2 separate regions of the Homo sapiens genome follow, and region 2 is linked to region 1. Evidence: read pairs that join two places in POLR2A ChIA-PET (ENCODE). Cell type or tissue: endothelial cell of umbilical vein. All regions are shown on one strand. Each heading gives the region's core, and the rest is flanking DNA. Links, peaks and the distances in the headings are about the cores only.

Region 1 (11,968 bases), core at 1,901-9,900:
GGGTAAATGAAGGTTGCCAGGTGGAGGTCGTTAGGAGGAGGGTTTTAGGTGAAAATGCTATATAGACTGCATGCTGTTTGCAGGTGGTTGTGGTTCTCATGCCTAGCCTGCTGCCGCTGAACTCTCTCCCCTGTTTGTAAGCCCTTAATAAAAGTCCACGTCTTGTTTGCTGGCTCAGGGTCTCTTCTTTGACCTCTTGAACTTGGCGCCTTCCCTACTGGGGTGAATAGGGGTTCACCACAGCACAGGATAAGCAAAACTCACACATGCAAAGCAATGGCAATCGGCATTTAAGGGACAGACCAGGTGGCTTCCATCTGATTAGAGGGAATAAAAGCAGCCTCAAGATGAGACAGAACAGTCTTGAAAGGTGAGGGAGAGCTACCTTCCTAGAGCAGAGGGTCTGTGATGTGGTGCCTGAGGAATTCCTGGAGAAAGGGTGGGTTCATGGGACTGGCACAAGCTCTAACAAGAGAAGGAGGAAACTGAGAGCTGTGCAAGAGCTTCAGAGCACCCCTGAACTGAGCAGGATAATATGACTCCTTTAAAATTGGACTTTGTGGAGTCAGGAGGTGACATCCAGAAAATTTGAAACCTGGATCATTGAGGAAGGCTCAAAGGCCAAGTCCCTTGAGTAAGAGGTCCACCCTACTAAGTTTCCAAATAAAGGGAGAAATTTAAACCCTCAGCCAACCAGGAAATCTAGGGCCTTCAGGTTGACAAGGCACCCAGGCCATAACCAAATCTACTCTGATGCTCACTAGTTTGGTGAAGCAGGACAAGTTCCTTGGTCTCTTCACACAGTTGGCTCTTGGTCTTTTTGAATCTATTTTCTCATTGGTCTTTTTGAACCTATTTTCTCACTGATAAAATGGGATAATAATTGTACTGTATTAGTCAGCTCAGGCTGCTGTAACAAATACAACAGACTGGGAGGCTTAGGCAACAGAAACTTATTTCTCACAGTTCTGGAGTCTGGAAGTCTGAGGTCAGTTCCCAGCAATGTGGGTTCTGGTGAGGGCCCTCTTACTGGCTTACGGATGGCTGCGTTCTCTGACTGTGTCCTCACATGGCACACAGCTCTCGTCTCTGCCACTTCTTAAAAAATCATCAATCCCATCACAGGGTGCCACCCTTATAACCCCATCTAAACCCATTCACTTCCCAAAGACCCCACCTCCAAATACCATTATACTGGGGCTTAGAGAGAGCTTATGTAGCATAGTGCCTGGCCTATCCTTGGAACACATTGAAGGTGGCTGTTTTTCTTGTTCTAATTTGTTTTAGGGAGTGGGCAGAGGAAGCATGTCTACAGGTCAGTATCACTGTTCACCCCATCGGAGCCATGTTTGGGCAGGTGGTTTCAATGATATTTCCAACAAAAGAGTTTGTTGCCTTTTACTTGAAGGTAGCCAGTCTTTGCTCCCTGATCACAAGAACGCTCCCTCCCAGTATCTATGTCCCAAGTGCTACAAAGAGGTCTGAGTTACAGAAAGGAGCAGTCTTCCTTTAGGAACTAGTATCAGGGCATCCTTGGCAACCAGGAGCCTGTGACTGGAGATGGAGGCATTCTCACTTTGTCTTTTCCACCAGAACACGGACCAGTTGTTCTCAAACTTGAACATAAACCAGAATCACTGAAGGGTTTGTTACACCCCAGGTTGCTGGGCCCTATCTCCAGAGTTTCTGATTCAGTAGGTCTGGGCTGGGTCCCAAGAATTTGCATTTCTAACAAGTTTCAAGGGGATGGTGTTGCCACTGGTTTTGGAACTACGCTTTGAGAACCACTAACATAAACACTAAAGCAGAGGATGCAGTAGCTCACTTCCTATGACAGTCAAATAGCTTCATAAAACCCACGGATTGGAAGATCCTACTCATGAACCAATGCCACTGGGACCTAGTGTCCCAACCCCAGAGCTGCACAGATTCTCAACAGCCTCTCAGCTGGAATCTGCTTAAGCCTACCAAGCTCCTGGGAAGAGGGGCGACCAGCACCACAGCTGTGGCTGCCTGCTGTCTAAGCCATTTGAGCTCCTCGTGGGAGGAGCAGCAGCCAGCATTGGGACTCACAACTGCCTAACACGCTAAGCTCCCTGGGCAAGGGAAGGACAGCACCCATTTCTATAGCTCCAGGCCACACTTTTCCCCTGCTGGAGCCAGGGAGGCTATACGGCTTGGTCCTAAGACATGTCCCCCACCGCCCAACACACCAGCTGTGGCAGACTGTGGCCAGAGCGCCTCTTCAGGCTTGACCCTGACTCATCCTTCCTCACTGGATAGGGCTTCCCTGCAGGAACTCCAATAACTCCAGCCAGAGGTTCAGGGACAGAACCCAGATCTCCCTGGGCTTGAGCCCCTAAGGAGAAGGGTGGCTGCAGTCTCTGTAGACCAGCAGACTTAGCCTTTCTCTTGGTATTTCGGAGGAATCCGGCAGCCCAGATGAGTGGGTTTCCCCCAAGCAAAGCACACCCCCTCCACCAATGGACAGTCAAAGTACTTCGTTAAATAGGTCCTGTTCCCCATCCCATCCAAGTGGGTGGGGCCCTCCAACAGGGGTTGTCAGACAACCTACACAGGAGCGATCCTACTGACATCAGTATGGTGCCCCTCAAGGTCAGAAATCCCAGAAGAAGGAGCAAGCACCCATTATTGCTGTTCTCCAGCCTCCTTGCATGATATCTCCAGGTGCAGGAGTGAACCAGATGAACAGGGCCTGAAGCAAACCCCCAGCAAACCACAGCAGCTGTACAGAAGAGGGCTTTGAAAGAAAGAAACAAACCATGGAAAGAAAAACAAACAAACAGAAAGCAACAACAACAGCATCAACAACAACAAAAAAAGCCCCCACAAAAACCCCATCCAAGGGTCAGCAGTCTGAAATATCAAAAGTAGACAAACTCACAAAGATGAGAAAGAATCAACAAAAAATGCTGAAAACCCAAAAGACCAGAGTGCCTTTTCTCCTCCAAATGATCATAGTGTTTCTCCAGTAAGGCCGCAGAACTGGGCAGAGGATGAGATGGATGAATTGATGGGAGTAGGCTTCAGAAGATGGGTAAAAAAAAAAAAAACTACACCGAGCTAAAGGATCATGTTCTAACCCAGTGCAAACAAGCTAAGAACCTTGATAAAAGGTTAGAGGAGCTGCTAACTAGAATAGCCAGTTTAGAGAGGAAAATAAATGACCTGATGGAGCTGAAAAACACAGCAGGAGAACTTCATGAAGCATACACAAGTATCAGTAGCTGAATCAACCAAGCTGAAGAAGGGATATCAGAGTTTGAAGACAACCTTGCTGAAATAAGGCATGAAGACAAGACTAGAGAAAAAAGAATGAAAAGGAATGAATAAAGACTCCAAGAAATATGGGACTTCATAAAAAACCAAGCCTATGATTGATTGGAGTACCTGAAGGAGACAGGAAGAATGGAAACAAGCTGGAAAACACACTTCAGGATATTATCCAGGAGAACTTCCCCAACCTAGCAAGACAGGCCAACATGTAAATTCAGGAAATACACAGAACACCACTAGGATACTCGATGAGAAGATCAACCCAAAAACACATAATCATCAGATTCTCCAAGGTCAAAATGAACGAAACAAAGTTAAGGGCAGCCGGAGAGAAAGGCCAGGTCACCTACAAAGGGAAGCCCATCAGACTAATAGCAGACCTCTCAGCAGAAACTCTATAAGCCAGAAGAGATTGGGTGCCAATATTCAATATTCTTAAAGAAAAGAATTTTCAACCCAGAATTCATATCCAGCCAAACTAAGTTTCATAGGCAAAGGAGAAATAAAATCCTTTCCAGACAAGCAAATGCTGAGGGATTTTGTTACCACCAGGCCTGCCTTGCAAGAGTTCCTGAAAGAAGCACTAAATATGGAAAGGAAAAACCAGCACCAGTCACTGCAAAACACACCAAAATGTAAAGACCAATGACACTATAAAGAAACTGCATCAACTAGTGTGCGAAATAACCAACTAGCATCATGATGACAGGACAAACTTTACACATAACAATACTAACCTTAAATGTAAATGGGCTAAATGCCCCCATTTAAAAGACACAGACTGGCAAATTGGATAAACAGTCAAGACCCATGGGTATGCTGTATTCAGGAGACCCATCTCACGTGCAAAGACATACATAGGCTCAAAATAAAGGAAGGGAGGAAAATTTACCAAGCAAAAGGAAAGCAAAAAAAAAGCACGGGTTACAATCCTAGTCTCTGACAAAACAGACTTTAAACAAACAAAGACCAAAAAAAACCACAAAGAAAGGGATTACATAATTGTAAAGAGAACAATTCAACAAGAAGAGCTAACTATTCTAAATATGTATGCACCCAATATAGGAGCACCCAGATTCATAAAACAAGTTCTTAGAGACCTACAAAGAGACTTAGACTCCCACACAATAATAGTGGGAGACTTTAAAATGCCACTGTCAATCAACTGACAGATCAGTAAGGCAGAAAATTAACAGATATTCAGGACTTGAACTCAGCTCTGGATCAAGTGGACCTAATAGACATCTATGGAACTCTCCACCCTAAATCAACAGAATATACATTCCTCTCAGTGCCACATGGCACTTATTCTAAAATTGACCACATAATCAGAAGTAAACACTCCTCAGCAAATGCAAAAGAAATGAAATAATAAGAAACAGTCTCTCAGACCACAATGCAATCAAATTAGAACTCAGGATTAAGAAACTCACTCAAAACCATACAATTACATGGAATTCGAACAACCTGCTCCTGAATGACTCCTGGGGAAATAATGAAATTAAGGCAGAATCAAGTTCTTTGAAACCAATAAAAACAAAGAGTCATGGGGCACAGTGGCTCACACCTGTGAGTGGCTCACGTCCAAAGTGGCGCTTTTGGGGGCTAAGGCAGGCAGATTACAGGGTCAGGGAATCGAGACCATCCTGGTCAACATGGTGAAACCCCCATCTCTACCAAAACACAAAAAAAATTAGCCAGGCATGGTGATGCGTGCCTGTAGTCCCAGCTACTCAGGAGGCTGAGGCAGGGGAATCACTTGGACCTGGGAGGCAGAGATTGCAGTGAGCCAAGATCATGCCACTGCACTCCAGCCTGGCAATACAGTGAGACTCCATCTAAAAAAAAAAAAAAAAAAAAAAAAAGGAACAAAGAGTCAACGTATCAGAATCTCTGGGACACAGCTAAAGTACTGCTTTAGTGGTGTAAGAGGGGAACTTATACCACTAAATACCCATAACAGAAAGCTAAAAAGATCTCAAGTCAACACCCTAATATCACAATTAGAAGAGCTAGAAAGGCGAGAGCAAACTAATCCAAAAGCTAGCAGAAGACAAGAAATAACTAAGATCAGAGCAGAATCAAAAGAGATAGAGACAAGAAAAAAACCCTCCAAAAAAAATCAGTGAATCCAGGAGCTGGTTTTTTGAAAAGATTAACAAAATAGATGGACCACTAGCTAGATTAATAAGAAGAAAAGAGAGAAGAATCAAATAGACACAATAAAAGATGATAAAAAGGATATCACCACTGACCCCACAGAAATACAAACTACCATCAGAGAATACTATAAACACCTCTATGCAAATAAACTAGAAAATCTAGAAGAAATGGATAAATTCCTGGACACATACACCCCCCCAAGACTAAACCAGGAAGAGGTCAAATCCCTGAATAGACCAATAATGAGTTCTGAAATTGAGGCAGTAATTAATAGCCTACCAACTAAAAAAAGCCCAGGACCAGACAGATTCACAGCCGAATTCTACCAGAGGTACAAGGAGAGCTGGTACCATTCCTTCCAAAACTATTCCAAACAATTGAAAAGGAGGGACTCCTCCCTAACTCATTTTATGAAGCCAGCATCATCCTGACACCAAAACTGGGCAGAGACACAACAAAAAAGGGAAACTTGTGGCCAATATCCCTGATGAACATCAATGTTAAAATCCTCAATGAAACACTGGCAAACTGAACCCAGCAGCACATCAAAAAACTTACCCACCACGATGAAGTCGGCTTCTTTCCTGGGATGCAAGGCTGGTTCAATATACACAAATCAATACATGTAATTCATCATATAAACAGAACCAAAGACATGATTATCTCAATAGATGCAGAAAAGGCCTTTGATAAAATTCAACAGCCGTTCATGTTAAAACAAAAACTCAATAAACTAGGTATTAATGGAACATATCTCAAAATAATAAGAGCTATTTATGACAAACCCACAGCCAATATCATATTGAATGGGTAAAAACTAGAAGCATTCCCTTTGAAAACCAGTACAAGACAAGGATGCCCTCTTTCACCACTCCTATTCAACATAGTGTTGGAAGTTCTGGCCAGGGCAATCAGGCAAGAGAAAGCAATAAAGCATATTCAAATACGAAGAGAGGAGGTCAAATTGTCTCTCTTTGCAGATGACATGATTCTATATTTTGAAAAAATACCATCATCTCAGCCCAAAAACTCCTTAAACTGATAAGCAACTTCAGCAAAATCTCAGGATACAAAATCAATGTGCAAAAATCACAAGCATTCCTATATACCAACAATAGATAAGCAGACAGCCAAATTATGAATGAACTCCCATTCGCAATTGCTACAAAAAGCAATAAAATACCTAGGAATACAGCTAACAAGGGATGTGAAGAACCTCTTCAAGGAGAACTACCAACCACTGCTCAAGGAAATAAGAGAGGACACAAACAAATGGATAAACTTTCCATCCTCATGGACAGGAAGAATCAATATCGTGAAAATGGCCACACTGACCAAGGTAATTTATAGATTCAATGCTATTCCCATCAAACTACCATTGACATTCTTCACAGAATTAGAAAAAAAAAACACTTTAAATTTTATATGAAATCAAAGAAGACCCTGTAGAGCCAAGACAATCCTAAGCAAAAAGAACAAAGCTGGAGGCAACATGCTACCTGACTTCAAACTATACTACAAGACTACAGTAACCAAAACAGCATGGTACTGGTACCAAAACAGACATATAGACCAATAGGACAGAACAGAGACCTCAGAAATAACACCACACATCTACTACAGCCACCTGATTGTCAACAAAACTGACAAAAACAAGCAATGGCAACAGGATCTCCTATTCAATAAATGGTGCTGGGATAACTGGCTAGCCATATGCAGAAAGCTGAAACTGGACCCCTTCCTTACACTTTATACAAAAATTAACTTGAGATAGATTAAAAACTTAAATGTAAATCCCAAAACCATTAAATCCCTAGAAGAAAACCTAGGCAATACCATTCAGGACATAGGCATGGGCAAAGACTTCATGACAAAAACAACAAAAGCAATTGCTACAAAAGCCAGAATTTGACAAATGGGATCTAATTAAACTAAAAACCTTCTGTATAAAAAAAGAAACTATCATCAGAGTGAACAGGCAACCTACAGAATAGGAGAACATTTTTGCAATCTACCCATCCAACAAAGGTCTAATATCCAGAATTTACAAGGAACTTAAACAAATTTACAAGAAAAACACAAACAACCCCATCAAAAAGTGAGCAAAAAACATGTGCAGACACTTCCCAAAAGAAGACATTTACATGGCCAACAAACATATGAAAACAAGCTCAACATCACTGATCATTAGAGAAATGCAAATCAAAACCGCAATGATGTACCATCTCACGCCAGTCAGAATGGCAACTATTAAAAAGTCAAGAAACAATAGATGCTGGCAACGCTGTGGAGAAATAGGAAAGCTTTCACACTGTTGGCAGGAATATAAATTAGTTCAACCATTTTGGAAGACAGCATGGCAATTTCTCAAGGATCTAGAACCAGAAATACCATTTGACCCAGTAATCCCATTACTGGGTATATACCCAAAGGATTATAAATCATTCTATTATGAAGACACATGCACACATATGTTTATTGCAGCACTATTTACAACAGCAAAGTCATGGAACCAACCCAAATACCCATCAATGATAGACTGGATAAATAAAATGTGGCACATATACACCATGGAATACTACCAGCCATAAAAAGGAATGAGATCATAAAGCTGGAAGAAATCATCCTCAGCGAACTAACACAGAAACAGAAAACCAAACACTGCATGTTCTCACTCAGAAGTGGGAGTTGAACATTGAGAACACATGGACACAGGGAGGGGAACAACACACACCAGGGCCTGTTGAGGGGTTAGGGGCGAGGGGAGGGAACTTAGAGGACGGGTCAGTAGGGGCAGCAAACCACCATGGCACACGTACACCTATGTAACAAACCTGCACATTCTGCACATGTATCCTGAAGAAAAAAAAGAAAAAAGAAACCTCAGCGGGAGAGTGGAAAAGTGAGACCAGGAAGGAAAGGAAGGCATTAGAGGGTATGTTATCAAGCAAGTCAATACTGCAGGCAACTGAAGCTTTATCCTACTAGGGAATGCCAGGAGAGAATATAGAACATTATCTTCAGTTATCCCAAACGAGACTCAAGGAAGCTGAGGTATGTACTCACACATCCCATCAATCATTCATTGAGGGCTGACCCCAAGGGATATTAATTCCCCAGCACTTCCAGCTGGCCCAAACACAGGCAGTGGGGAGGTCTCCAAGAAAGCCTGCAGGCAAAGCATCTCAGGTGTGGGTGGTTGAAAGTCAGACTGGTGTAAATGCAACTGATAAGTGTGAGTGTCTACAGATGGGGATACCAACAGCATCTGCTACAATGGGATTTCGGGGCACATTCATTTGATAAATTGTATTTCTCTCATGTTTGAACATTTACAATTTCATTTATTACATTAATGTCAAGAATAAAACATTCATGACTAAAAATACCAGAGGGAAATGTAAAAAGCAAAATTAAAAGATAGGATGAAGTGTTGCTCTTAATATCAGTTAAGCTGCCTAATACAAAACTAAGAACAAACAAGTTCAGAATCATATTTCATCCAACTTGAAATAGAGGTTACCCACCACATGGTGTTGGAAGCACGGTCACTATAGATCTGACACTCATGTGCCATGAAGCTTCAAATGGTGTGTGGGGGCAGTGGGGGAGGGTCTTCTCAGTCATATTCCTGGTGGCTGCATACACGCTCCTGGCAACAGGAAACAAAGTCAGGGGCCCTTCATGCTTGGTTTTAGATCCCCTCTCCAGAAAATTTGAAAATTTTGAACACTTATTAAAAAGTATTACTATGCCAGGCACAGTGGCTCACACCTGTAATCCCAGCACTTTGGGAGGCTGAGGTGGGCAGATCACGAGGTCAGGAGTTCGAGACCAGCCTGACCAACATGGTAAAACCCCGTCTCTTAAAAAAACACAAAAATTAACTGGGTGCAGTGGTGCGCACCTGTAGTCCCAGCTACTCAGGAGGCTGAGGCAGGAGAATCGCTTGAACCCGGGAAGCGAAGGTTGTGGTGAGCCAAGATTGCGCCACTGCACTCCAGCCTGGGCGACAGAGTGAGACTCCATCTAAAATAAAATAAAATAAAATAAAATAAGCATTACTGCAAGTGTCAATTAAAAAAAAAAAAAACCACTAGCAAAGTAATTCAAGCAGAGACAAAGCTGTTACAGGGAAATTAACTGATTTCAGTCAACATTGGTGCAATCAAAGCTACCCAGTCCATTTAGTGAGACCTCATTTTCCAAAGTCTGATGTCTGTGAATTCATATAAAACATAACCAGGAAGTTTAGTCCTTACCTGACATCACATATTTTATTTTTAACCTTTTTTCACATTAATTTTTAATGCCCAATAGTCTAAACCTCCACTCCTGTAAAACCAACTTCTCAAGACAGATATGCACATGCACACACACACACACACACACACACACACACACACAGAGCCTCTAAACAATTTTGGGGAGGCCCAAAAAGAGACCAGTCTGTCAACTGCAAACATCATGCAACTTCTTTCATGTTCTTTTCCTTCTCTGAATCTTTATAACAAATTCCTACTTGTTGATGTGATGCCACTAATGTTTAACTTTAACTGGGTTTCTGTTACCTGCAAAATATACTAAGGGAAAGGCTGGCCCAGAGATGTTACTTAGCCTACAAGAGGTCATAAGCAGCAGTTGGGCTCACTGGCTTATTACTGCCCAAAGGAGTCATTCAGCACCAATTACAACTAGGTGTGGTTTTCTGGGATTTTTTGGATTTTGTTTTGTTTTGTTTTTTCTGGTAGTGGTCATAAAATACTCCACTTCCTAGATCAATTTATTTAGTTATTTGGAGTTACCTTATTAAGATATAGTTCTCCTGGGGCCTATATCTTAGGGGAGTGGAGTGGAGAGAGGGAGAGCGTTAGGAAAAATAGCTGATGCATGCTGGGCTTAACATCTAGGTGATGGGTTGGTAGGTGCAGCAAACCACCATGACACATATTTACCTATGTAACAAACCTCCACATCCTGCACATGTACCCCAGAACTTAAAAATAAAAAAGATATAGTTCTTAAGAATATATGTTTCACAGGAATCACCCTGACTTTCATTTCCAGAAATGTTATGGTAGTCACAGAGTAGTTGGCATATATCCTACAAGTTTTGGGGAAAAAGTCATTTCCTCTTTGCTAAATAGAGTTTTGGTCCAAAGACTCTAAACTCTTTAAAACCTGAAGCCTGGCTCTACAGCCTCCACCTATAGACTCCCTGCTTTTCAGGCCTGCCCTCTGGACTTGGACCTTCTTCCAGATGAGGCTTTCACAATCAAATGATGGTTCTGCCCCCACATATCTGATTGCAAAGCATATGGCTCTCACTTGATACTTACTGGGGAATTTAGTAATGAATAAACCACACTTCCATTCTGCCAAATGCTCCCTCAAAATACTCGATTAATATTTTAAAATAATCTGATGAATGTGCCAACTAACTATTCTTCCAAATTGTCCAAGTTCCATCCCTTCACAATTTAGACTGCTATAAAGCAAAGTATCTGGGCAATGTTCACCAGCTACAGAAATGACTTCATCATAAACGCAATCAGCCTTTCTAGATCATGAATGGATGGTGCACTTAAAGAACTGTAATGTTAATCTTACAAAATCAGAGCTTAGAATATTACCCACAAAGTCTCCCCATGTTTCCTGTACAAAGACCATGACTTTCATTCCTGAGAAGCATGAACTCTGCTGATGAACTTGTATAATTCTGTGGACAGAAGCTAAAAACCACATAAGCCAAAGTGATAAAGTGATTTTTTTCTTTTCTTTTTTTTTTTTTTTTTTTTTTTTTTGAAACAGAGTCTCGATTTATCGCCCAGGCTGGAGTGCAGTGGCGCGATCTCAGCTCACTGCCACCGCCACCTCCCGGGTTCAAGCGATTCTCCTGCCTCAGCCTCCTGAGTAGCTGGGACTATAGGCACATGCCACCACGCCCCACTAATTTTTTGTATTTTTAGTAGAGACGGGGTTTCACTGTGTTAGCCAGGATAGTCTCGATCTCCTGACTTCGTGATCCGCCTGCCTCGGCCTCCTAAAGTGCTGGGATTACAGGCGTCAGCCACTGCTCCCGGCCCGGCTTTTTTTTTTTTTTCCTTAGCTTCCAGGAAATGTCAGCCCAAACCCACAGCCATACTATTTGGAACAAGTGATTTATCTCAGGTTCCTGGTGGCATCCACTTTCCTTCTTCCATCTTGATCAGTGGTTCTCAGACTTTAGTATGCACAAGGATGCTCTGAGAAGACCGTTTAAAAGCAGATTCTTGAGCCTCAGATTCTGATCCAGTGGGGCCTATGGTGAAGCCCAAGCCCTTTTGACAAGTGCCCAAAGTGCCCAAACTGCCTTTTGAGAGATGCTGACTTCGATGATCTGGGATGTTTCTCATTTAGATTTTTTTATTTTTTCTTTTCTTTTTTTTTTTTTTTTTTGCTTTATTTATTTATTTAGAGACAGAGTTTTGCTCTTGTCACCCAGGCTGGAGTGCAATGACAAAATCTC
Region 2 (11,968 bases), core at 2,120-10,119, 610 kb before region 1:
CTTGGAACCAACCCAAATGTCCAACAATGATAGACTGGATTAAGAAAATGTGGCACATATACACCATGGAATACTATGCAGCCATAAAAAGATGAGTTCATGTCCTTTGTAGGGACATGGGTGAAATTGGAAATCATCATTCTCAGTAAACTATCGCAAGAACAAAAAACCAAACACCGTATATTCTCACTCATAGGTGGGAACTGAACAATGAGAACACATGGACACAGGAAGGGGAACATCACACTCTGGGGACTGTTGTGGGGTGGGGGGAGGGGGGCGGAATAGCATTGGGAGATATACCTAATGCTAGATGACGAGTTAGTGGGTGCAGCGCACCAGCATGGCACATGTATACATATGTAACTAACCTGCACATTGTGCACATGTACCCTAAAACTTAAAGTATAATAATAATTTAAAAAAAAAACAATATAGGCATAGATAGATGGACATATACATACAATTATTATAAATTGTGACTAATATGAAGGATTCTTGGCATACAATTTGCAAATAATAATATATACAATATTTGTTACTGTAAATTATATATAGCTAATTGAATCTCACAGAATGTTTTTGTTTTTACTAAACTGTTGCATTCACAGCCAACCTATGGCTGCAATTGATGAGCCACAGTATAGTTCTGACATAAATCTTGGTTAACACATTTTTTTATGTTAACAAGAAAGTGAAACAATGAAGATAAATATAGGAACTTCAGTAGTTTCTCAATGATGAAGTGACTTCTTTGCTCTATCAGAGAATTGTTTTTGAATACTTGAAGAATATTTCCTCATTTTTTGGTCCATTCACACCGTGCTGGTTACAGTCAAGGCATACATTTAAGTTTAATGTGCATTTCCTGTATAACTGTCTAAGGTCGAGGCAATCAACAATCAAAAAACAATAAATCAAGCCTTTATTTGTAGTGCTCACCAGTTTCCATGGTGTAACTATTCCCATCATGGCTAATTTCAAGCTACCAGGGTGACATCACTGAATACACTGAACTGAGAAAAGATATATAATGACAACAGCAGACCACCGTAGAATATTTCTCCCATACAGACACAACAGACACAAACTTAAAAGCATAGATATTAGTAAAATGTAGTAAAATAATTATGAAGTAATGAGTTTTGAGTATTTATAAACTTTGTTTTTAAGATCTTTTATTTAGTACAGGTTTATATATAAATTAATTTTTAATGATGGCTTTCACAATTTTTGAAATTTTTTTATGAGCAAACCACTGGCCCTACTTCCCCTATATTCCCCCAGAAAAGTATATTTCAACATTATTCATATACTGATAGGATTTGGAGGTGTGTCCCTTTCAAATCTCATGTTGAAATGTGATCCTCAATGTTGGAGGTGGGGCCTGGTGGGAAGTATTGGATGATGGGGGCAGATCCCTCATGAATGGCTTAGCACCATCTCCTTGGTGATGAGTGAGTTCTCACTCAGTTCACAATAGACCTAGTTGTTCAGAGAGTCTGGGACCTCCCCCTTCTCTCTCTCTTGCTCCCTCTCTCACCATGCCTTTTTCCCCCTTGGCCTTCTGCCATGAGTAAAACCTCCCTATGGCCCTACCAGAAGCTGAGCAGATGCCAGCACCATGCTTCCTATACAGCCTACAGAACTGTGAGCTAATTAAACCTCTTTTCTTTATAAATTACCAAGCCTCGGGTATTTGTAGCAATGCAAAAATAAACTAACACATATACTCATAAAGAGAAGTCTATAATATGTACATTCGTGAGTAACCTGAACACCTTCCATCTTGCTAATGAGCTCTTCCAAGAAAAAGATAAATATTGCAGAGCATCAGGAAGATGTGCTGGAAATCTAGGTCATTTTGGTTGTATAAGGCCTTCCTATTCAAGCAGTAGGCCTATACTAAAGGCTTGGGCCCTGGTCCTCATGATTCAGCCTAAATATTTGTAAGACACCGTGTTCATTCAGTCCTACCATGAGCTCCTTTCATGATCATGGGACATCAGGCTGAGTTGTTTTGTTACAATGGATGCTTCGACCAAGAGGCCAAAATGGCTCTTCTCCACCTTGACTGTGCTGTAGCATTATTCTTATACCTAGAACAAGGTTCTGGTCAAGTAGGGACAATAATTAAGAATAATAATGATTATTTGCCAAATGTTTACTCTGTGCCAGGCACCACACCAAATGCTATATATACATCATTTCTTTAATTCTTAAAACAACCCGGTGTGGTGAGAATTATTATTCCCATTTATAACAAGAAAACAGAGAGACACAAAGTAATTAGCAAATATGCCCAAGATCACACAAACAGTAAATGTTAAAGTAGGATTTCAACTGGCTGTGTACCCCCAAAGCCAGTGCTTTGCTATACCACCTTCTTCTTAGGTCTGAAGACCCAGGGTCTTTGAAAACCCATTAATAAAACACACAGATGCTGGTTCATTCATTCTTCAACATTTCTCATTGATCCATTAGCCAAATGGTATCCACCTGTTTTCCAGCTGAAATTGTCAATAGCATCTCTTTTCACTGTCACAAGTGTCCTAGTTTAGGTGTTAAATTATATGTGGCTTTATATGTAGAAGAAGCTGTTCTGTGTGTAAGCAGAAACTGAGGCAAGCTGTGCCTCTGTCATATCTGCTATGATTCTAGTGGGCCCAAGATAGCCACAGGACAAAACTACCATAGACTCTGCTTATCTCCACAGAGCTTGCATGCATTCAAGTGGACACATTAAGAAGAAAACTGAAATTTTCCAAACACAATTCCTGTCATTAGAATGTAGGGTCATGCCCTTTGACCTCTGCAATCACCTTCACTGATTTCTACTACCTAAACATCATCTTGAATGAATGACTTCTCCAAACCTGACTTCTCATGAAGACCTAATCTTGACAGTTCTGGAATGCATTTCAGAGCAACTATCCCCATGCCATACTTGAAAATTACAAGTTTTTACTTCCAGGAAACCCAGTAGATGCCTGCAAAGGGGCCAGCTCTCAACATGATCAGCATTCTCTGATGCTTCTGGAACATGAAGTCAACTATTAGTCTTTGCAAGCCAATCCATGCTGTCTTGAGATTATTAAAAGTAATTCAAGGCAGGACATGGTTTCCAAAGTTTTTCCTTGGAAAAACTTCAAGGAAAACACAGAAAAAATTTTTGTGGAAAAACAAAAAAGGAATTTTTTTTTTTTTTTTTTTTTGAGACACAGTCTCGCTCTGTTGCCCAGGATGGAGTACAGTGGCATAATCTCGGCTCACTGCAACCTCCACCTCCGGGATTCAAGGGATTCTCCTGCCTCAGCCTCCCGAGTAGCTGGGACTAGAGGCATGTGCCACCACGCCCGGCTAATTTTTTGAGTTTTTAGTAGAGACAGGGCTTCTGCATGTTAGCCCGGATGGTCTCGATCTCCTGACCTCGTGATCTGCCCACCTCGGCCTCCCAAAGTGCTGGGATTACAGGCGTGAGCCACCGTGCCTAGCCAGGTATTTTTTTTTTTAATTTGTAGATTAGCTATTAAGTATTCTTAAAGCATACATAAATTAAAGGCCCCCTTCTTGTGAATGTTTCCAGCAAAACCTAAGATCAAAATGATGTGAACAAAAACAATCTACCTTTAAATCTTGAATATGGTAGTCTTTCTGTAGATAAACAATGTCTTAAGAAAAAGTATTTATCATATTAATAGCAAAGTCTTCACACCTTTAAACTATATTCTGTGTAGACTTAATTAAATTCAGATCTTCAAACATGGGCCAATTCTTTTGATACCACCGAAAGAAACAATCTACAGAACATAATATATGATAACTTTCTTTTATCTTTCCTAACAGCAAAACTATTTTTTTCTACTCTTAAATTTATTACAGGTTTTCTTACAATGGTTAAAAAAATCCACAAAAATATTAACCTCAACAGAAAACTTATTTCCTATTCCAACATTGCCTGGAGCAGTCAACAGGTCAGCCTGTGTGTGTATGTGTGGGTGTGTGTGTGTGTATGTGTGTGTGTACAATATACGTGTTATGTTGTTCGTTTTCCTAGATTTTTCATTCCTCTCTTGCTAATAGTTATTTTAATTCTTTAAGCATTAATACAATCTGGGAACTAATTCTAATGGAGATGTACTTTAAACACAAGGGATGGCTTGTAATGATATTAAATTGAGATCTTACAAGCTCATAGAGATTAAATAATATTATGGTCAATTCACAAAGTAGATATTGCCATAAAAAATGTTAAATTAACTACTGTGCCATAGTACCTCTAATTCTTTTGCTATTGATGTACTCGTACTAAGCCTTTCTTTCTTTCTTTCTTTCCTTTTTCCTTTCTCTTTCTTTCTTTTCTCTCTCTCTCTCTCTCTCTCTCTCTCTCTTCTTTTTTGATTCAGGGTCTTGCTCTGTTGCCCAGGCTGTAGGCTACAGCATAATGGCATAATTAGAGCTCACTGCAACCTTGAACTCCTGGGCTCAAGGGATCCTCCCGCCTTAGCCTCCTGAGTAGGTAGGACTACAGGCATGCACTACCATATCCAGCTAATTTTTTTTTTTTTTTTTTTTTACTTTTTTTGGTAGAGACGCATCTCACTATGTTGCCCAGGCTGGTCTCTGACTTCTGGTCTCAAGCAATCTTCCTGCCTCAACATCCCAAAGTGCTGGGATTACAGGCTACAGATATGATTTTAATGAAAAATCAAGGATTGGTTATATTCTAAACCATTTGCCAAGAGCACAGTTTACTTTCATGTCTTGGCATTCATAAGAAAACAAAAACTATATATGAAGTTATTTACAGTCTTCCACTCTTATTAACAGCTTCTTTCTAAAGCATGTATTTACTTTTATTAATATTAGGATAATTTTTTATAATTTTTCCTAAACCTGACCTCAAAATGTTTTGGAACATAAGGCAGAAAGGAATAGAATAGGGCTTTAACAAACAATGGAATAATGAGCATTGATTGCAAACCTCCGTAACAGAGACTTGCATAATCTTGTAAATAAGATTTGCATACCTCCAGTAATTATTAAGAAACATAAGATCATATAATCAACTGCTAAATTATATAGAGCAGACAGAAGGTAAGGTAAAAGTTCAGAGAAAAGAGGCATTAAACATTGCGGGCCAAAATTATTAGAGACAGTCTCTGCAGATGGTCACCTGTGGGACTTTCTTGTGATTGTGAATGGCCTGGGATCTTGTTACCATGCAGATCCTGCTTCAGCAGGTCTGGGGCCTAAGTTCTGCATTTCTAATGAGCTCCCAGGTGATATCCATGTTGCTCTTCCATATACTCCTACACTTTGAACAGCAACAACTATTCAAAGACCGGGAGGGTTTGGAAATGTGAAGAGTAGCAAGTAAAGGAACCTTCCTCTTGATGATTTAGAAGCCATAACAGGCTTATAAAAATAGTTCAGCAGAATAAATATTCCTGTGTTTTTCATACATATTTGCCAATGGAATAACCCCCAGACCCAGTGTTGCCTCACACTGTCATCTACATTATTAATACTAGACCAAAGCCAGGGTCCATTACTTTCATGTGAAATGAACCAACCATTTTTTCCAGTAGTCTAAAAGACAGGAAAAGCCTTGCTGAAATGAAAATTTTCTTAGGCTGGGAACTGAATTGAAATGAGTAGTGTTAGTTTTGTTTACGGGTCTTGCAATTTAACTAATTTCTTCCCCATCTATTCTTTTATATCCTAATTGCTCAAAAATGTTATTTTAAACTTTAATATGTTTTAAATGCTGTAATTTCCTTTCTAAACAATCAAAAGCCATTTTCAGCTTGGGCCAGAATATTCTGCATAAATAACCATTCACCAAAAAACTATTTGCATCTAGGACATTCCTAGCATTCCTAGGCCTGCACTTGGCTAGGGTAACCTAAATACTATTAAGAATTGTAAAAGTTTTGAGATTTTACTTTTACTGCAAGATAAAGAAATTTGTAATCGTCTCAGACACAGTTTAGGAGTGTTTTATGTTAAAATTATGGTGGCAGAGTGAATGATCTGGATCCTGCTGCTTGAAGAAGAGTCAAGGACAAGCTTTAAAATCAGGCCATCTTTCTGGGATTCATAAAAGCAAGAACACATAAATGAGGACTAAATTCCATTATGGCCAGTGGAAAGAAAGTTATTAACCCTGAATAAGACATTTTGGGACTGCTGAGGGTTTTTTAAAATATTCTTGAGGTTTCACTTAAAGCAGTAGAGGAAAATGTCTTTCAAATTACCTCTATGACACCCACAGCCATTATTCCTGAGTAGATATAGGCCAGATGGGGGTTGGTATCTGAAATGATCAGTGGGGTTGGATTCAATTAGTGCTACTAAGTGCTGCTTGCAGAAAGCAGTGTGCAATAGTATGCCCCACATCAGAACTGGGTAACCTGCTTCCCTTCATCCTTCTACTGACATTCACAGACTGAACTCCCAAGGGTGACTTACTTAGAAAGGGACCCTTTCTATAGTAGAGCTGCTTTTCCCAGCAACCTCCAATTTCTCAGCCCTTGTAAACTGCCCCAAGCATTTATAGGCTTCATTTTTAAGCCTATAACCTAAAGTATAGGTCTCTCTAGGTCCAGGTCTGAGCTCAACCACTGAATTGAGAGGTTTAAAATTGATGAAAGCCTGGAAAACATAGGTAAGATGAGGAACTGTCAAAGAAACTGAAGTTACTTAAACTAGAGAAAGGAGAATGAGCAGTAACAGAATCAGTGGTGTGCTGTAGCCAGTTCATACTAGCTTGTAAGAGCTGATTATTAAATCCCGAGTAATTTTGCAAGCTTCTTGTCGAACACAGCCATGAATCAAAAGTAAATATGTCAACTTACCTATTACAAACAAAAGTAATACAAAGGGGCACGAGGAAACTTCTGGGGGTGATGAATAGGTTCATTATCTTGATCGTAGTGAAGATTCCAGGGAGTATATTTGGTACTGTAGAACGATTGCCAAAAAACATTGCAACTTTATTTATCCCATTATGAGCTTTTAGTACAATTTCTCTTAAGTTTATCCTTAGTAATTAAATCCTTATGTCTCACCTAGTGTCTATTCTTAAATCTATCATTTGCATGCTTCATATATAATATTTTATGCATATTTTTCTGGTTTTAAAAGCAATACATCTTCATTGTAGATAATTTGGAAGAAAAAAAAACAAAACAAGCATTAGTTAAATCCCACTACCTAGAGATAATGTATAGTCAATATTTGGAATATTTCATTTGAAATGTTTGGGAGTATATGCACATACTCATGTGCATATGAATAGTAGATACGACATGCATAACTTGCTTTTCTTCCATACCACGGTATAAGTATTTTATTTTGTTATACAAATTTTTTACTTTTTTATATTAGCCGTTAATATATTAAAAATTAAAATGTTACATTTTTAAAGCTAGCCAGTTTTTTAGCCCCATATATGCATAAAAATACATTTTTTATTTGGCCTTTAGGAAGACTTAAAAGACAGCGACATAAACTAGAGATTCTCAGACATTAAAATGCGTCAAAATCACCTGGAGGGCTTATAAAAGCTCAGATTTCTAAACCCACACTGTTTCTTACCCAGTATGGGGCCCAAGAATATGGATTTCTAACAAGTTCCCAGGTGATACTAATGCTACTAGTTTGAGAATTATTGGTTTAAACAAGTAAGGGATTGATGAATATCAAAGGGTAAAGGATTGATGGCATAGAGCTAGGCCACCCAGGCCAGGTACTGTGGTTGCATGATACCTTGGGAACCTCAGCTCCTTGAATTCTTCTGTTCTACTACCCTTAGAGAGTGTGGCTTTAGGCCTCATAGTCCCATCATGACCTCTGCAGTTCCTTGTTTCAATCAGGAAGAAAGATTTTTTCCAGAAGCTCCACCTCGGGACTTCTGCTTATGGGTTTTAGCTTAAAACTTTGTAAAGTGGACCCCTTTACCTGTAAGAAAGGCTTACAACTATAGTTGATTCATGGTCAGTTGGCTGGTTTTAAAGCTAGCTATATTCCACCCTGAGCAAAATTAGATATGACAGACATCCTTATCTGCTTCATAATTTTAATGAGGGATTTTATATTTCATAGGTCAATTTTTTTTCTAGGAAGTAGGATACAAATAACTTTTAAAAAAGGAACAATCTGAGCTGGAAGGGGATTTATAGAAAGTGTTAGAAATTTGGAATCTCTATTTTGGAGAAGAGAAGCATGAGCTGCTCAGTGACATTGTCATGTGCCATTGAAAGCTCAGCTGATGACTATAGGTTCATGCTAGTGCAGTAAAGAATCTTTACAATATAACAGCCCAGGAGCTGAGAAAACAAATAGCATGATTGATTCAAAGCTGGAGCCTAGTAAGAAAAGTATATTGGTAGGTTCAGAGGGTAAGAAAATCGTAGAAACTGATAGAGCAAAGGTTGAAATGTCATCCCCAGGAGTATGGGGCTACAGAGAAATAAAAATACATTCCTTATTTCTCTAACTGTTAGGTCTTTATGCAATAATTGAACCAAAAAAACTTAAGAAAAAGTGATTTCAGATGACAGCTAGTCTCCAGTATAATTTGTCTCAGGTCCAAAGGAGTCACTAAAATATTTTAACTTCCAGCTCCATATTTAAATGGGATTTTGTTTCATTCTATTTTGAACTTTTAAAAATAATATTCTTTTAATTGAGAAACAATAAGACTACAACCCTTGACCCAATTCTGGTGTTTGTTCTATGTTTTAGTTCAGGTTTCTTTTTAGATGTAAGAAATAGAGACCAACTGGCATTAGCTAGCCCCTACCTAACAAAGGAAGTTTACTGTAAAGGCTCACATTGAAAGAAAAAAGGACTGGTATCACAGTAAAATCTGGTCTTACGGACATTGAAGCTGAATGGTGGTTGGGTTTCAAGGTATCCAGAGTCAACAGATGTTGATTCCAGTGGTCCCCAGTCTGCATAATTCTGCTACTTCCTTCAGTTCCACTTTGAGCAAGCTTCTTCGTAGTTTCTGCCCACCATGGTTTTGCACAGGGCCCTCTAGCAAATTCTTAGTTCAAATCTCCAAGAAAGAATAGGATTGTCTCAATGCATCTTTTTGTGTCAGTCAGAGGTGGAGAAGCTGGCTATGGACTGGTTCCTAAAATCAGGTGCCCATGTCTAGTCCAGTCATTTTTACCCGATTGGGCCCGTCTGGCCAGACATGGTCACCTAGGCAGCAGAGGCTCCTGATGGAGCAGCTAGGCATAATAGGTGGTTCTAGCTAATACAATTGCAGCTATGTCAGGAATAAGGAAAAATGGGCCCAGCACTTACCCAGGTACATTTTGGGGTGGAAACATTGTAACAAAACTGTTAAAAACAAACAAAAAAACAAAAACCCTCTAATCATTGTGTTGCTTGTTCAGATTCTGCCAAATGCACTCTCACAGATTTGGAGCTGGAGCTCTGTATATAAAACACAAACATAATTCACATAATTATGGATTTTTTTTTCTTGAAAGGAAGACTGCTCACAGTTAGCCATTGATCAGTAGCATTGACCCATCGTTGTAATGTAAGTGAGGAGGCAATCACTGGCAGAGAAGCTCCTTAGTAACTCAGACCTTCAGTGTCACAATTTTTGCCTTAATAATTATTGTCAAGTTTATAAATAATCCCTGTAAGTGAAACAAGCAAGAGTTTCACTTTGGTTTATTACAGTTTTTAGTTGCAGTAAACCTTACTTATATGTATAAATTATTCAAATGCCTAGAAATGCTGAGCTATGAATCATATTGCATTCAAACATCTGTAAGACTTTTGTTTCACATTAAAAACATTTTATTAAGGAGTTAATTGTGTTATACTTATTTCAGGAGCTATAGTCAGGAAGTAAATTTAATTTGAAGTACACTTAGAAATGTAACAGATTATGTAAAGTAAGTAATTTTCAAGTTAAAATTTACTATAATTTCCTACCCCATAATGATTACAGGTTACAGCCATCCTAGGTGTGTTAAGACAACACGTCTGTACTTTAGGCTCAAGTTGTTCATTTCAGCAATGGTTACTTGGGCACTATAGAATTTGGAGTTATGGTAAAGTATTCACTGTTATTTTATTTGCAGCATTAATATGCTTTAAAGGATTACTACATGGTTATTTCTCTTATAAACATCACTAAATTCTTTAAACTTCCTTAATTACTTTCTAAATGTGAGTTGGATATTTATTTGGTAAATTAAGTTCTTTTTACATTTTTTTTAATGCTTCTAGGATTTTTGGTCATTTGAGAGGTAGGAGAGATCTCTGAGAGAAATAGTAATATTCCTGCTAATTTATACAAGTGAAGGTTCAAGTAATTAATTTGAATTTTAAAAGATGTAATATCACTTGTATTCCAGTCTTATCCGGTTATAAATAAATAAAACTAAACAATGGTTTAAATACATGTAGGTAAAAAACAATCATGGAAAGAAAAAGTATTAGTAGAAGGTCAAACACTGAGGAAAAATAATGGAATTATCTATTCACAACGGTTTATATGGTTTATATAACTGCTAGCCCTGAATCTCAAATTTAGTTCTAGGATTTCTGTCAGCAAAATTAAAGAGTAAAAACAGAATAGTTTACAAGATAGAAGAAATATATCAGCTCCTCAGTAGGAACTAAGATCTTTGCCTTACATTAACATTTTAAACATTTTAATTGATAAATATAACATGTGTGTAGAAAATGAACAAAATGTACAGCTCAGTAGATTACCACAAAGCAAATACTTTTGTAATTAACAACTAGAACATGAAAATAAACAAAGCCAATAAATACATGAAATTCTCTCCTCCCTCTGTCCACTTCTAATCACTGTCCCTTCCCCCTCCCGAAGGTAACTATTATCCTGACCTTTATGGTAATCATTCCTAGATTTTTCTTTATCATTTTAACACTAAAGCTTACATCCCTATACAATATAGTAGAACTTTGCCTGATGGAATTTATATGGGATTTATTTAACATTATGGAGGAGGGTTGGGAGGTCTAGCTTTTTTTTGCTCAACTTTATGTTTGTCAGATTTATCCATGTTGTCGCACAGAGTTGTAGTTTTCATTTTCATTGCTATTTTGTTGTGTGAATATAGTTCAATATATTTATCATTCTACTGTTGGAAAGCATTTGGTCCACTTACAGTATGAAGTAATTTTGAATTGAATTTTACTGCTAAAAGCATTTTTCTTCTTCTTTGTTTTTTCTTTTTTTTTTCTGTTGCCCAGGCTGGAATGCAGTGGCACAATCATGACTCACAGCAAGTCAACTTCTGGGCTCAAGTGATTCTCCTTCCTAGTAGCTGGGACTACAGCCATGCGCCAAAATGCCCAGCTAATTTTTTGTATTTTTTGTAGAGATGGGTTTTCGCCATGTTGCCCAGGCTGGTCTCAAACTCCTGGGCTCAAGCAGTCCACCTGCCTCGGCTTCTCAAAGTGCTAGGATTACAGGCATAAGCCACTGCATCCCACCAAAGCATTTTTATAAACTGTATCTTGATGAACAAGTCCATGCATTTAAACAGAGAATATTCCTCAGAGTGGGATTGCTAGATCAAAAACTGGTTTCCAAAGTGGTTGTGCCAAATTATACTCTCACCAGCAGTACGTGACAGCTTCCATTGGTTTACTGCCTCAATACCTATATTGTCAGTCTTTTTAACTTTAGCCATTCTGATATGGTTTTCATTTGCATTTTCCTGATTAAAAATGAATCTGATTTTTCCATAAGTTTGTTGATAATATTTTCTCTTGTGAAGATCCTGCTCAAGGGTCTCATCCACTTTTGGTTTTGACAGTCAATCATTTCCTTAGTGATTTGTATCAGTTCTTCATATAACCTATATATAGGCCCTTAAATATGTCTTATAAATATTTTCTCCCAATTTGTGCCTTGCCCTTCCTTCTCTTTAATGTTGTTTTTGAATGGACAGAAGTT

What was found. Peaks named below come from ENCODE experiments on the same cell type or tissue, not always from the same donor. Only the 100,000 strongest peaks of a DNase experiment are listed, where the experiment ranks them.
Region 2: POLR2A ChIA-PET joins it to region 1 with 11 read pairs; 2 of 35 experiments call an interaction of 5 or more read pairs at or near these places.

The regions. Positions count from the first base shown.
Region 1 is chr2:67,998,609-68,010,576 of GRCh38, forward strand. No RefSeq gene overlaps it. Among named protein-coding and RNA genes, the nearest start is that of C1D, 58 kb to the right of the region's middle. In endothelial cell of umbilical vein, for the core only: no CTCF peak of the experiment used is centred there; no DNase peak of the experiment used is centred there.
Region 2 is chr2:67,383,640-67,395,607 of GRCh38, forward strand. No RefSeq gene overlaps it. Among named protein-coding and RNA genes, the nearest start is that of ETAA1, 7.7 kb to the right of the region's middle. In endothelial cell of umbilical vein, for the core only: no CTCF peak of the experiment used is centred there; a DNase peak (open chromatin) is centred at 5,782; H3K27ac peaks cover 1,909 bases.